Regions from separate parts of the Homo sapiens genome. Here region 1 is linked to region 2. A link is a loop called in an ENCODE intact Hi-C map of the cell type or tissue named here. Cell type or tissue: A673. All regions are shown on one strand.

Region 1 (8,000 bases), 60 kb after region 2:
TCCATCGGATACAGTTTAGATATTTGTCCCCATTCAAATCTCATGTTGAAATGTAATCCCCAATGTTGGAAGTGGGGCCTGGTGGGAGGTGTTTTGATTATGGAGACAGATCCCTTATGAATGGCTTGGGCCATCCCCTTGGTGATAAGTGAGCTTTCGCTCTGAGTTCACATGAAATCTGGTCGTTTAAAAGTGTGTGGCACCTCCTCTTTCCTGCTACTGCTTCTGTCACATGAGATGTTTACCCCTCCTTCACCTTCCACCATGACTGGAAGCTTCCTGAGGCCTCCACAGAAGCAGATGCCAGTGCTATGCTTCCTGTACAGCCTGCAGAACCATGAGCCAATTAAACCTCTTTTCTTATAAATGACTAAATCTCAAGTATTTCTTTATAGCAATGCAAGAACGGCCTAAATCACCATCCTATTTTTATCACTGGATCCTCATGAGATATGAATGAGGAGAACCCATTTCAGCTGAGGATACTGAGGCACAGAGATGTTAGGTGACTTGCCTAAGTGGCTTACAGTCAGAGCTATCAACCTCAGTTCTTATTCCAGAGATATTTCTGATTTGACTTGAGGCACTGCCTGCCTTCATGCTTGATCAGATTTGTCTATGATGGATAGAGACCTTTGGAAGTCACCTGGAACCTTCTCCTGCTGTTGGGGCATCTAAAACAGGCCAGCTGAAGGAGACTGTTATATCTAAGGCTCCTTGGAAAAAGGCCTTACAGTCAGATGCTCTCCAGAGATGTTCCTCTGCAGGTGACCACCCTGTTCTCTGACTGTCTCCAGCCAAAACTAAATCATTCCAGGTTTGAGACAGGCTTCTCTGAGGCCCCAGGGCACCTGAATTTCTCTCCTTGAATGTAGTCAATTACTCTGTACCCTGTACAGGCTGGCCTTGACTTATTTCCACCCCTTGCTAGGCACAAGGCCATACTTGCAGCCAGTAAGAGAGAGAGCTGAGGCTGATATGTGCATCTCTTGAGGCACCCTGTGCAGTGGAAAGAACTCTGGGAGACATGGCTTTGCATTCTGCATCTGGCATTGTGACCTTGGACAAGTGACTTAACCTTTCTGAGCTTTGGTTTCCTCATCTGTGAAATGAGGATAATAATACATAACTTATGGGGCAATTTTAATACTAAAAATATCATCTGTGAAGTAGTATCTGGCCTTGTTGATCAGGGTGGGTGCATGGGGAATGCTGATTCCCTTTCCTGTCTCTCCTTTTGGGCACTGCTCTTCCCTTCCTCAGGTCTAAGCTGACAGCAGACTTCTCTGCAACTGCTAGGATGAACTGTCTCATTAGAGATGACAACAGCTGCATAGTAGCACCCTGCTACTTAACCTTTATTATTAGCGGCAATTCTTTTTTAATTTTAAGTCCATCCGTAATGTTGGTCAGAGGTTTTCTGATACCTTTCTGAGTGCCCAAAGCAACAGTGACATTATGTTCAGCCACAGCCTTCAGTGATGACCTTCTCTCCTGCTGCCCCTAGTGGCCCCAGCCCCAGTTGTCAGAAGTCCAGGAGCTGGAAGGAGATTTGCACCGTCTCCTGGGGATGGTGCTTACCCAGGGCCATGTCCAGCCTGGACCTCAAAGACCTGCTTCCTCCTCAAGGGAGGAAGCAAGATCTCTTGACAATCAAGGGATCTTCTAGGTCTTGGTAATGGAATGCAAGAGGGTGCTGGTGCTGCTTCAAAGGGAACTTCTCACTGGGCGAGGAAGAGTATGATGATGCTGAAGTCCACCAGGTTGACTTGGGCTGTGGAACCCTTTCTTGAGGGAGTGGGCTTTCCAGAATCAAGGAAGAAGGGTAGATATTCATCAGATTGTGTTTCAGAAAGGCTCTTATTAGCATAACTGTCCTTAAAATGAAAATGGAATTGTATGGTCATATTTAAGATTAAACTCTCTCTTGAATCTGTAAAATATAAGCTGTTTGGCTCTGCTTTTAAGATGAGCATAGATTGCAATATTTTTGTGGGTGTTTGCTTTTTTGAGATGCTTTGAGTCTGGCCAGGTTATTAGAAGCATTTTACAGTTAAAATGTTTGCTTACCATCACTCAAAAATAGGGCTGGAGGAAACTCAGATACCATTGTTCCATGTTTTGAAGCAGAAATGAAAAATAGTAGTTCAAGGATAAGAAAGGCTAGTGCGAGATGCCGTTGCAGAAAAGAAATGGCAGGAGTGGGGCCTGGGTGTGGCTTCTTCTGCCCTTGTGCTCTGAGTCCTGCGTTTCCTGACTGTACTCCCCTCATTAAAGGAGGATGCACAGCTACACCTGCAGCCCTGACACCTCCCCAAGTAACACAACAGGAACCTTCCGCCAGGCAAGTGACTGAAGGTGGAAATGGAAAAGCCCATAGCAGGATCATGAAAGAGTTCTTAGGGGCAGAAGGACTGTCTTTATACTCCCCAGACTCATTGCCAAAGCTGCCTGCTCTCTTGATCTGAAAATGGACTTTGCTTTAATCCAAGTTAGGCCAACAGGTGACTGGAGTCAGGTCAGACGGGGGATTAGGGTATGCAGTATTGTAGAGAACTGGGGAGTTTGGAAATAGGAACTCATATTTTTTGGTAATGAAGAAGCGTTTATGTGAAGTGTAACATTTCCCTTAGTTTCATTTCAGTTTCCTTTTTGTGGGTACTATGTAAAATTTAATTCAACTCCTTTTATTAAAAGTACATAATGTAAGATTTTTTTTTCATAAAATTATTTTGTCTTTCTACCCTCCTTCCATTTATCTATTTATTCTTCAAGTATGGAAATGTGGAAAAAAATGATTTTCAACACAAGATGACACTATCTCTTCTGCCCCACACTGGTAATATTTCAGTAAATTTTTGTACTTTTCTGTATTTTTTACTTTTAATAGTTTTGATATATTTTGTTTAAAAATCATTTCTTTCCTTCTTTCCTTTTCTTACCACCTTCCTACTCTCTCTTCCTTCATCCCTCCTTCCTTCCATCCTGCCTACTTTTCTTCCTTCTTTTGAAAAACAGTGAAGATAGTTTAAATGGAGAAGGTAACCAGCACAGAGGCCACTTCCTGCTCCTTGTGATGGTTCCCCAGTATGCAGCCCCTCTAAAATCACTCCCTGCTTCAGCAGCCTGTCTTCTGCTTAGGATGACCGGCTGTGGGTAGTCACATTCTATGCCTGTTTTCTCAGTATATTATCACCAGTGCTTTCTTTCACTCTCTACATGTGTTGTCCTGTTACCAGTGGGAGGTATCTGCTACTGGTGGCAAATCTGTGTGGGTCTACAGCAACCTCAATTCTTGCCTTCCTCAGAAGAAAGAATTTGACTGAGGGGCATAAGGCAGAAAAAATGATGGAAGCAAGTATCAGAGCAGGAGTGGACATTTATTAAAAAGCTTTAGAGGCCAGGTGCGGTGGCTCACGCCTGTAATCCCAGCACTTTGGGAGGCTGAGGTGGGTGGATCACGAGGTCAGGAGATTGAGACCATCCTGGCTAACATGGTGAAACCCCCTCTCTACTAAAAATATAAAAAATTAGCCAGGCATGGTGGCGGGCGCCTGTAGTCCCAGCTACTCGGGAGGCTGAGGCAGGAGAATGGCGTGAACCCTGGAGGCGGAGCTTGAAGTGAGCCGAGATGGCACCACTGCAGTCCAGCCTGGGCAACAGAGCAAGACTCCGTCTCAAAAGAAAAAAAAAATAATAAAAAAGCTTTAGAGCCGGAAAGAAAGGAAAGTACACTTGGAAGAGGTCCACTTGGGCGACTTGAAGAACAAGTGTGGTGTTTAACCTTGATCCTGGGACTTTATAGGCTGGCCCACCTCCAGCAACTTGCACCCTTTTCCCATGATTCTTCTCTTACGGTGGGCTGCCCGTACCCTTGGGAAGTGAGCATATGCAGCGTGTTTAGAAATTTGTATGCATATTCCTCTGAGGCTTTCTGCCCTTTTCCAGTGGAGTGCCCCTGGAATGTCATACTCTGCCATTTTGTCTCTTAGTGCACAGGCCTGGTAAGTTGCTTCTCCCTGGCATCTGCATTCAATGAACACTTTAGTGCAGCAGGTATGGACCATCAGGAAATGGTTACTCCCTGGTGCTGGCTGCCAATTTATCACTTTTAGAGAGGCAATGTGATGATTGCCAAACCAACGCCTGACATTCCTTGCAGGCTGGGGAGAGCCCTCTCCTGCCCTGCTCATGCCTGTCTCACTCCCTCTACCAGTCCTGGACAATAACTTGCCTGGCTGCTCTACTTTCACTTCAGCACAGGGCCCCAGAGCAGGGACCCAGGCCACCTATTTTATGTTCATGGGCAGTGAGCCTGGGGCCTGAGGATCTCTGGGGATAATGTTTTGTGCTCCCCTTCCCCCACATGCTGGGCACAAAATAGGGAGAGAAGCTGCCTTTAAATGTGGCTGCCTCTTTATGCTGAGAAAAAAAAAATCCCACAGGACCCAGGCTGGTGCCCAAGTGCTTCCCCCAGAGGATGCCTGTGGGAGGAATGGCGAACAATGGTCATTTCAGCTGCATTAGGCTCCTTTGCTGTAATCTCCCAATCTAAATAGGCTTGTAATTGTAGAGCAGGAATGAAGTGGTTGGGCAGACGTGTTCTCTGTTGGAAGCACGGCCACAGACAGACTTAGCATCTCACTTTCCTTGTAATCTTTAAATGTGTTCACAGTATATACCCCACTACCCCATGAAAAACCTAATGCTCTCCCTGATGCTCAAAGAACCATGGGTCTGGTTCCAAGAAGGAGGCTGCTGCTTCTTTCAGGTTGACAGGCTTTGCTCCTGAACCACTCAGTGACAGAGAACAAGGACAGACTGTCTAGTATGAGAGACTTTGGGCTCTGGTAAGAGTTCCTGCAGCCTATCCTGTCATTGGTGTTTTGAATAAAGCAGTGACTCTTCAGGGAGTCCTCTCCTTCCTCCCTCCCTCCCTCCCTCCCTCCCTCCCTCCCTCTCCCCTCCCTCCCTCCCTCCCTCCCTCCCTCCCTCCCTCCCTTCCTTCCTCCCTTCCTTCCTTCCTTCCTTCCTTCTTTCCTTCCTTTCTGCATCCTCCTTCCCTCATCTTCCTTCTTTCCTTCTGGTCACTTGTTTATTAATAGTAATAAATAATTATGCAAATAATCCCAAGAATACCTTGTACTTCTGCATCCACTTTAAAAACAAGGGAAACAAGCCTGAGAGATGGTAACTGACCCAGGAGCTTCAGATGCTGTTAGAGCAGGGATATCTGTCTGACTCTGGAGCTCAGGAAAACATATCACTACTATGTGCTACTGTGTCTCATGTGGAAGAGGCCACAGACTGACAGTGCATCACCACCTAGAGCTTCAGGGGAGGATGATGTGGCATGGCAGGTGGCTGTCCTAGCTCACTGGCAGGCTGAAAAAGCTGACTCAACCTTCATGGGGCTAATCGGAATATGGATGCTTGAGGAAAGAGTCCAGTGACTGTGGTCACTAGGGGACTAGAGTGACTGTGCCATGTGTGGGTTGACCAACTCCAAAACTATTGATGTAGGTGTTTTAAGCATTTCTTTCCTGTGTGAACTATTCAGTATTCAAGGTAAAGTTCAGGGTCAAAAAGTTCTATTTAGCAAAGCAACATAAAGTTGTAGAGAAAAAAACGATTCCCCTTTGTCATTAATTCCAGTACTTTTCTTTAGGACCTTAATTTGGACTCATGGTTTCCCCATTAACTATATAAATGGGATTAATGACTTGATTCCAGCAGAGAACATGAAGTACTTAAGGAACTGTTTCAGCCAGATGACATGTTATTATTACCAGTAAGAGGTGGGAATATTAGCATTTATATGGTCCTTTATTTGCAGAGACTATTCTGATGGGTTATTCACACACATATTATACTCTTAATGGTCATTTTGTGCTCCCCCATTTGTCATGCTTGTATATATTTGCAACATTAAAATATTATATTACTAAGGACGAATGATGTCCATAGAAGCCTGCAGCTGCCTGTCCCGTGTGGTCATAGAATACTTGCTTTCCTGCCGGGGATCCTGACCCAACTGTCCCCACTCCTAAAGGCCTCTGTAGGGGTTTTAGGTTCAGGGATCTTAAATTTAGTTGTCTCCTCTTGGTAGAGAATTAAACGATGTGTTTTATAGCTTATTAAGGGGTCTTCTATGTGGGACATTTCCACATTGAGTGGTAGGGGAGTAGGGGAGTTGGGGTGGTGGTGATCTTTGTTTTTAGTTATAAATTTTTAAATTCTTTTTTTTTTTGCTCTATTTTCATAGCCTCTTAATGCATTAAATTTGGCTTAGGCTTTTTTGAGTTACTAGATTTTCATTTTTACCAGAGTTTAAATATATACTTTATTTATTAATGCATCATAGTTGTATAGATATTGGGGGCACATTTGATATTTTCATACCTATATGCAATGTGTAATGATGAAATCAGGGTAATTGGAATAACCATCACCTCAAACATTAATCTATTCTTTGTGTTGGGAATATTATAATTCTTCTCTTCTAGCTATTTTGAAATAACAATAAATTATTGTTAACTATATTTTCCCTACTATGCTATCGACTACTAGAACGTATTCCCTCTATGTAGCTGTATTTTTGTACCCATTAACCAACTTCTTTTCATTCTCCCTCTTCCCTAATTAACCATCGAAGCAGAGTCTGTTTGACATAATACAGGGTAGATACTGATTTGTCACGGAAGTTGTCTCCCACGTTTTCCATTGCAATATCATTTCTAAGACCTCTATTTCCTGCTTAACAAGTTAAAGGATGACAACAACAACAACAATTGGGCAAGTATTGAGTTTTAAATGTTAAACACTCAGCTAAATACTGTAAATTCATTATCACCATTTACCCATCACAGTAGTGCTATAAAATAGATTCGATTATTATCTCCGTTTTACAAAGACAGAGCTGAGATGTAGAGTATTAAATGACTTCTCCAGCCAGCACTCTATCTAATATTCCAACTCAGTTATCTACCGTTACTTGTAGCTAAACTGCACCTTAAATCTATTGAATCTCATAACTTAAAAGAATTTTTTGCTAGTTTTAGAAAACAGTTACCTGTAGTTTAGTTTAATTTACGGGTTTTTTTAGGGACCTTCTCTGCCCTCAAATGACCTAGATGCACTGAGATTAAGTCAGAAAATGTCCTCAGCGCTGGACCTTTTTTTGTCTTAGCTCAGCTTTTTCTGTCGATGAAAAGAGTCACACTCTGTAAAATATTTGAAGAGATTTATTCTGAGCCAAATGGCCATGGCCCGTGACACAGCCCTCAGGAGGTCCTGAGAACATGTGCCCAAGGTGGGTGGGGTGGCAGTTTGGTTTTATACATTTTAGGGAAACATGAGACTTCAATCAAATATATTTAAGAAATACATTGGTTTGGTCCAGAAAGTTGGGACAACTTGAAGCAGCAGGTAGATTCCAGCTTATAGGTAGATGTAAAAATTTTCTGGTTGACAGTTGATTGAGTTTATCTAAATACCTGGGATCAATAGAAAGGAATGTCTGGATTAAGAAAAAGGATTGTGGACCAGGTGTGGTGGCTCACACCTGTAATCCCAGCACTTTGGGAGGCCGAGGTGGGTGGATCGTGAGGTTAGGAGTTCAAGACCAGCCTGGCCAAGATGGTGAAACCCTGTCTCTACTAAAAATACAAAAAATTAGCCGGGCATGGTGGTGGGTGCCTGTAATCCCAGCTACTTGGAAGGCTGAGGCAAAGAATTGCTTGAACCTGGGAGGTGGAGGTTGCAGTGAGCCGAGATCATGCCATTGCACTCCAGCCTGGGTGACAAAGTGAGACTTTGTTTCAAAAAAAAAAAAAAAGAAAGAAAAAGAAGGATGGTGGAGGCTAAAGTTCTTATTTGCAGAAGAAGCCTTCAGGTAGCAGGCTTCAGAGAGGATAGGTTATAAAATATTTCTCATCAGACCTAAAGTCTGTGTTGACCTTAATGGCAGAGAGGTATAGTGAGGCATGTCTGACCCCCTG
Region 2 (8,000 bases):
AGCAGTCTTTTGCCTTGAATGTGCTTGGAGCGGTGGCTGCCCTCTTGTGATGATAAAGGCACAGATGTAAGAATGAGGATGGCAGAACGAATGGACACAAAGAACTTGGATTTTTGAGATGTTATTGAGCTGTTGCACTGAGTTACTTTTTTCAAATTCCTTATTAAGTAAACAAAATATAACTTTATTATTTAAGCCCTTTTTAATAAGCTTTTTCAAAGTTAACTTGTGGTGAACACATTCTTATTGATACATATTTTATTTCTGATATATGCCTTCATCTTATTGTATTTCTCTGTTGTCTGCTGTTGAACTGTGGGTGGCTCAAGGAAGCCAGGACATATCTTGGAATGTTTTGAACGGCATCTGAGCATGCTCATAACTTTTTATTGACTGCAAAAGTAATATCTTGACCTGCTTTGAATTACTTTTCTCTTTTGCTTTGCTCAAGCAGAACAGGAACTTCTATGAATATATGCCCATGTTCCTCACTGGCACCTGAGGCGGGCTGTGTTTATTAAAAATTAAGTCATATACTATTTATATACAGTTAATAAATTAGGATTGTTATTCACTGTACAAAGGTAATTACTGTTGAATTAAACTGTGAGCTTCCTGAAAGCCTCTTAATAGGATTTCACTAGGCAAAAATGAGGTCACTCAGACCCTTTGAGGAGCTTGTCATTTGACTTGATTGATGTCTGCCCTTTTCTCTCTTTGTTGCTGAGCTCTGTTCCCAAACAATGGGGCTGCTCCACTGACAAGAGGGCTCCCAAGAGCTGGATCTCCAGTTCCCTGGGGGCTAAGGCAATTTATAAGGGATCAAAGTTCCCATCCAGTGAAGGGTAATTAAGGATTTGGAGAATGCAGAACTGGAATGCACCCTGTGGTAGGTGCATTTCAGGGGCATGCTATTTTAATTGCTTTCAATTTATGGACTGTTAGTATACAGTTACTGGTGTCCTCCCTTTTGCCTTCTAATAATTTAACCTGTACTCAGATCCCCACTCCTCAATCTGTCCCACTGTAGCCCTTTCTGTTGTTGTATTTTTCTCAGGATATTGTTGTCTGAGAGTTCTGGAAAATGCAAATAGGTCCACAGTTAAATTTTATCTACTTACCTAATTATTCTACTTATCTAACCTATATGTATGTATGTGTATATATATATATATATATATTTGCCTACATAGTTACTTATCTTCCCAACCTACTCAACGCTCCTAAACTACTTGGTTTGCTAACCTACTTTGTGCCTATATTTATGCACCTATCTTTTCAAAACATAAAGAGCATCTACCAATGAAATCAATGACATTCTTTCTGTATTGTATAGCTTTGCTCAGTGTTACTCTGACCTTGAGTTAAAGGGTTTTCAGCTCATGTTCAGGGCTTATTAGTAGTAGTAGTATTTTTGTTATGGTTCTATTTAGGAAGCAGCCTTTTTGTAACATCTATGAGGAGGATAGACAGGTGTGATTTTGTCAGATTCTTTAATACATGATGATGATATTAAAATTGATCATGAGGAGGTTATAGAAATTGTCTCTGTTCTTGTAGATTTTAAAATTAGCTTCATATAGAATGATTTATTCATTTATCTGTTTTTAATTATTACATTTTCCTCCCATACCTGGTATTTTCCTTTACTCTGTCATTCATCAAGTGTTTAATAAATGCCAGTATGTACTGAACCTTATGCTAGGTGATATAACAAAAGCCATATTTGGATTCCAAAGAAATATAGGCCAGTCCCTTATAACACATATTTGATCTTTGTCTCAACAAAAGGAAGAAAGCTCTAAAATATTGTACTATTAGAGAGTATCTCCCAAAAATTCATGTCTGCCTGAAACCTGTGAATGAGACCTTCATTGGAAACAGGGTCTTTGCAAATGTAATCAAGATGTTGGGTGGTGCAGCTGTAAGCCAAGGAACACCAAAGATTGCTGGCATCCACTAGAAGCTAGGAAGATGTAGGATGGACTCCTTCTTAGAGCATTCAGAGGGAGCATGGCCTGGGCCATGATTTTGGATTTCTAGCCTCCAGAACTGGGACTGAATAAATTTATCTTATTTTAAGCCACAAAGTTTGTGATAATTTGTTACAACAGTCCTAGGAAACTAATGCATGTATTTGAAAAGGACATTTGATTCAGAGATTGAACATTATGAGAGAAGAGGAAAAATCACCCAAACTTCTGTGTGTAAATCCAGTCACTTTTAATTCTTCCCTAATGTAAATAGTTTTTGCTGGTTGCAGTCATAATCATAATCATACTTCTAATCATAATCTTTTTTGTTTTATGTGTTTCTGGTGGAAATATATCATTTTTTGACTGTTTAGCATTTACATCCTTTTTGGTAAAAATTTTCAGGAGATTTTCCTCCCGCTGTGGCAACTACAAATGCCAGGTCCTTACTGTCTCAGCAGCTCCTAAAGCTCATGAACAGGTGCACCTTAGACTTGAATTAAAAGCTGGTGACCTGAAGATGAAGGGACTGCACAGGAGACACTGATGTTCTAGGGACAGCTACATCCAGGTTCTGGAGTTAGTGGTCAGTGACTATAGGCTTCAGTGCAGAGGCTGGTGGTCATGAATATTGAGGTGTCTATGCTGTGTCAGCAGCAGCCACACTGTCTTTCCCGGACTACTCTGTGACATTCTAGGCTGGATTGCCACTCACTTTGGCTTTCCAGATCCCAGCGACTGCTTTAATATATATTTATGTGATGAAGCTAATGCCAGTTGATTCTTAGTGCCTAGAGGGTAAACCGTGGCTGATATAGCATCCTTCTCTTTTGAATTAATATTATACTGTATGCAAACTCCATAATGTGACCTATCTCTGACCATCATTTACAATTTCTGGATTCTACTCAATTGTGTCAGTGTATAATGATAGATGTAGCAATTCTATTAAAACAGTAGGTCATTTCAAAACAAACCTGCAATGAACATGCTTGGGTATATAATTGTTTTCCCACTGTGTTTTTAAAAATAAAAATTACAAGAAATATGTTCACTGGATCAAAGAGTGTGAACTGTGGATATATCACTGTGCCTTCCTGAAAAGTAGTAACAATTTACACTGCTGCCAGCAATGTATGAAAGTGCTAATTTTATTGCATTAGTATTAACACAAAGGGGTATTATCAATGAGAAATATTGCTACTACTTTTCTGGGTGAAAAACAGTACCTTGATGTTTTAATTTGCACTCCTCTGATTACTAGTGAGAATAACATTGTTTTCTTATCTTGTTTACTAATCGAGATTTCCACTGATTTTTCTGTTGACTAGGGAGGAACTTAATATAGGCATGGGCAAGCATGGGCTGAGCTTCTTAGCCAGACTACAAGTCCAAAATCACTAGACCTGTTTCAACTGACTGAGGAGCTTCTTGTTAGCGTTGTGTTGGGGGATGGGGAATTTAAGAGGTATGGGTGCAATAAAATCTTTCAATCCTGAGATTTGTATTCTTCTTGGGAGAAAGGAGATATGCGGCAACCTGCTGTAACTGCAAGTGCTAAATTCAGAGTTGTGGACTCACCAAGGAAAAATTCTTTCCCCTTTAGGCGTTGCCCCAATGTTTTCATTTCTTTTCTCATATGTTTTCTTTTTCCCACCCTAGGAAACTAAATCTTGGCAACATTTCTCTAATGATCACTTTCTTATTATCACCTTTTAAGAACTACCAAGTTTTAACCTGACATTTTCTTTCTGTTATCTCCAGGGTCTTAAAAGCCAATATTGTGGTTTCTGAAAGCTAATTTCTCACCAGTGGGTGGCAGCCTGTTGCTTTCAAGGGAGACAGCCACAAGTGTTTGTGTGTAGAGGCAGGGGTGGGGTATGGTGTGTCGGAGATAACCGGGATTCTGGGACAGAGAAAAGATTGTTGGATCAGCTTGATAGGACCAGTTTGGCAGTTTGCTTGAACAACTTCAAACGACTAATGTAAAAAACACTGATTGCATAAACTCTTGGATAATTCCTGGGAAGTTTTGGGGGACATCCTATAAACTGTCACACAGAGATTTGATTTCATCAGCATAAACAGGCACTGGCACAACCCCCACCTCCCTGGGAGCCCGTCGCCCTGAGTCAGAGGATAAACAGTAATGGGGTAGTCTCAAACTCCACTTGCTGATGATAACATTTACATAATGCTTGTAACCATTTATACTGTGTGCTAAATAGTGGGGCTGGGGCCATGGTGGTGCTTGCCTGTAATCCCAGCTACTCGGGAGGCTGAGGCAGGAGAATCACTTGAACCTGGGAGGTGGAGGTTGTGGTGAGCCAAGATTACACCACTGCACTCCAGCCTGGGCAACAAGAGCAAAACTCTGTCTCAAAAAAAAAAAAAAAAAGAAAAAAAAATAGTGGGGCTGGGAGGAAAGAGAGGCATCCTTAATTCCACCCCCTCCCCCAAAAAAAGACATTTTGATCATTCTATTAAAAAATATCGGTGAATTGGGGTGGCAGAAACCCTGGAGCTGTAATGGTCCATACGCTGGTTAATAAGGTCAGCATGTTTATTTTTCCACCTCCAAACTTTTTTGCTCAAGTCTTTCTAGAGGGAGACAAGAGCATGAAAACAGCACCAGATGAGGAGTAAATAAGCTGGGTTCTCAAATCCAATCTATCACTTGTTAGCTGAGGGGCTGGATGCAGACTTTTGTGTCTCTGGGCACCAGTTTTTCAACTACAAAATGAAAGGGCTGGACTGGACAGTCTCCAGAGTCAATTTCTGCTCTAAAATTTGGTGATGCTTCCATCGTTCCTGTCTTCAACTTCCCCAGGTAATCCAATCTCGTATTTTCTTCATGAATCTTTCCTTAAATTGTGGGCTTGGGATACATAATGTGTAGTATATTTTCTTCGCATTTCTCTTAGTGAGATGAGCATAGCACATTCCTTACCTTGATCCTTTTCCATGGATACTTTGATACACAGGAGGGCTCCTCTGGTGAGAAAGTTGGCAACTCCCAAAAGCATACTCAGTGCCTCTGTGTTTCTTTTAGTTGGCTGAGAGAGCCCTCTCAATGTCCTACTCAGAAAAAGAAATTTGTTCATTCAACAAATATTCAGTGAGAACTTGGTGATTTTTAGGTAGACTACCAGGTGCAGTAGTGCTTCCAAAGGACTGTTGGAATCTACCTTTTTTCTTGCCTAAATAAAAGTCTGTCTACTGGCCTGAATGAATCTTCATGGGTAGAAGACCCTAGATTCTCAGATACTTCTCAAGAAGCAGGAGTTGCAGGTGGGAGAACAGACTGTTCCTCGGTAAAACATTTCCAACGGGGCTTCCACAGGACATTAACCCAGGCACCCTTCTCTAAAGGTAGTGGGGGGCTGAATCCTGGGGAGGGGTGTCTTTCTCTAATATGTACAAAAGTATTTTATGGGCTAGGGTGGCCCTGCTTTTCAGGGTCTAAGCATCTGAGGTTTCATTGCTTTTCCTTTGTCTTCTTAGATTCTCCCTCATTTCTGTCTTTAGATTTCCATTTCCACATATGAGTGGTATTGCTCCATTCTGGACCTCTCTTCTTTCTTTTTATTGGTAAAGTATGCCAAAAAATGCATTTAAATTTCTATGAAACACTTTGTTTATTGTACTAATAAATCCTCCTTTGGTTTTCCAAACACTTGGAATAAATGTGATGAGTTTATATGGAAATTAAGGTAGCAGTACATCTTTTTAATTAGACAGATATAGATGTAGAAAGTGAGTATCTGCTGATATGAAAGAAGGTTTGGGCTCGGAGGAGAATTTTTTCCTCAGTCATCTCACAGGTTAATTTGAAGAGTGTGGATTCACAGGGTCCAGTCAGGTGGGGTGCCTCCCTCCTCAGCAAGAAAGTAGGCAGGGGGCTCTGTCCTTTTCATACAGGGCAAATTATTCAAAACTCCCTCACCCTCCCCACTGATAGTATTGATGTGAAAGGCAAGGAAAGTAGTTTTTGGCTTTCCAGGGAGAATGGTAGAGACCCTGGTACAGTTCTTCTCAGCCATGGCTGCACATTAGAATCAACTGGGGTGCTTTACAAAGCTCGCATGTCCAGACTTCACTGCAAAGCCAGAAATGGCAATTTTAATATCTACAAGTGGAGTCTGGGCATCAGGGTTTCTTTAAAAGCTCCTTGGAGCCTCAGCAGACAGGTTGGAGAACTAATGGCCTGTGTTTTCTAAGAGTTGGTTTGACCACAACACGGAGTAACCTAGGATCACTGATGAGCCAAATTGAAGTTGCTCTGTTCTGTCCTTTGTCACATAAACACACATGTACATGGCATGGGATACAAAAGGGGAGTTTCACTGATAGATATAACACAGACAGAAGAAAACAGACACATACAACCCTATTAGACATACACACACACGGTTATAGACTATGGCTCCTGACACAGAAGCAGACACAGACACATATTTAGGCACATCTCTGTGCTGAAATGCAATCCTAGAACTTCTTAGAAAAATGCACAGAGAGGCTAGGTGCGGTGGCTCATGCCTGTAATCCCAGCACTTTGGGAGGTTGAGGTGGGCAGATCACGAGGTCAGGAGTTCAAGACCATCCTGGCCAATATGGTGAAATTCCGTCTCTACTAAAAAAAATACAAAAATTAGCTGGGCATGGTGGCATGAGCCTGTAGTCCCAGATACTCAGGAGGCTGAGGCAGGAGCATCTCTTGAACCCGGGAGGCAGAGGTTGCAGTGAGCTGAGATCGCACCACTGCACTCCAGCCTGAGTGACAGAGTGAGACTCCATCTCAAAAAAAAAAAAAAAAAAAAAAAAAACAGAATAAAAATGCACATAGGCACAGATACACACAGACGCACCTTCACAACATAGAGACAGAGTCACGTGCACATAGAGACATAGATATAGTTTCATGGAGAGACACACAGTTATACACAAAAAGACACACACACACAAGTACTCCCATGTATAGAAATAGTCCAGGATACACAGAAAGATGCACAGAAGTTGACACACATAGACTTATATTCACGGAGATACAGAGTGGCGCAGAGAGGTACATTCAGACACCCTATAATAAAGAGATACGCACTCAGAAATGCAGTCTCAGTAACTTTTAGGACTTTTTGCATGCAAGATCCTGAAGGAGTCTTTTGCTCCCATAGAACTGATTTTGCCCAGGCCTATTTCTAGGTGAATGTATGGAACAGGGGATGAAAGCTTTATGGCCTTAGAGTTGGCCACACACTAACTTTCAACAGAAATAGATCCTACTGAGAAATTTTCCCTCACATGAATTTGAAATCTTGGAGAAGGAACAATAATAACAATAATAAAACTATCACTTTGTATGCTGTGGGGAGAGCTCTAGGGAGCAGAGCAAAAGAGCCTGTAATAAGGACACCATGCAGTCTACCAACTTCTCTCATGACTGTGATCTCAAACCAACAATTTGCAGTGAGCTTTACAGTTAAAATGTCGTTTGATCTTCTGAACAACCTAGTGGGCTAAGTTTACTATTTGACCTCATTTCGTAGCTGTGGAAACTCAAGTACAGGGAGGTTAGTTAAGTAACTTTTTCTGGGTCTCTCAGCTAGGTTCATATTCATGGCTGGTCTGAGAGTCTGTGCCTTTTACCACTCCAGCACTGCTGCTTCTCCCACTGAGGAGATGCAGTCTGCCTGTTCTTTCCCTAAAAGTGAAAATAGAGTGTCAGAGAGGCCAGACATCTCAGCCAGGCCTCCTCAGAGATGAACCCAGGCTTTGCATTTGAGTGTTTGGTTCCTGGTATAAGCCTGCTTTCATAAGACAGAGGAGTCTTTGGATCATTTCTTAGGCTGTCTGTGAGCTTGATAGTGTGGGGTTGCTGACTCTGAGCATAAGGACCCAGGACAATAAATAGACAACAATGGCCATGCCATGACTATCCTCAGAGTCAGGATTTTATTTTCCTAAAAGACAAAGGCATTGGAGGTCTTCCCTACTTCTTTCTACTCCTCTATGCTTCTATGAGAAGTG

The links. Hi-C counts contacts between places; a loop is a spot of excess contacts. Peaks named below come from ENCODE experiments on the same cell type or tissue, not always from the same donor. Only the 100,000 strongest peaks of a DNase experiment are listed, where the experiment ranks them.
Region 1: a loop joins it to region 2, with 7 times the contacts of the local background. A loop is called at or near these places in 1 of 110 quality-filtered maps.

What each region holds. Positions count from the first base shown.
Region 1 is chr10:109,383,692-109,391,691 of GRCh38, reverse strand. No RefSeq gene overlaps it. Among named protein-coding and RNA genes, the nearest start is that of XPNPEP1, 540 kb to the left of the region's middle. In A673, CTCF peaks have their summits at 1,505 (motif pointing left) and 4,510; DNase peaks (open chromatin) are centred at 4,641, 4,751, 5,191 and 6,711; H3K27ac peaks cover 5,023 bases.
Region 2 is chr10:109,443,675-109,451,674 of GRCh38, reverse strand. No RefSeq gene overlaps it. Among named protein-coding and RNA genes, the nearest start is that of XPNPEP1, 480 kb to the left of the region's middle. In A673, CTCF peaks have their summits at 42 (motif pointing left) and 3,776 (motif pointing right); DNase peaks (open chromatin) are centred at 724 and 3,824; H3K27ac peaks cover 2,083 bases.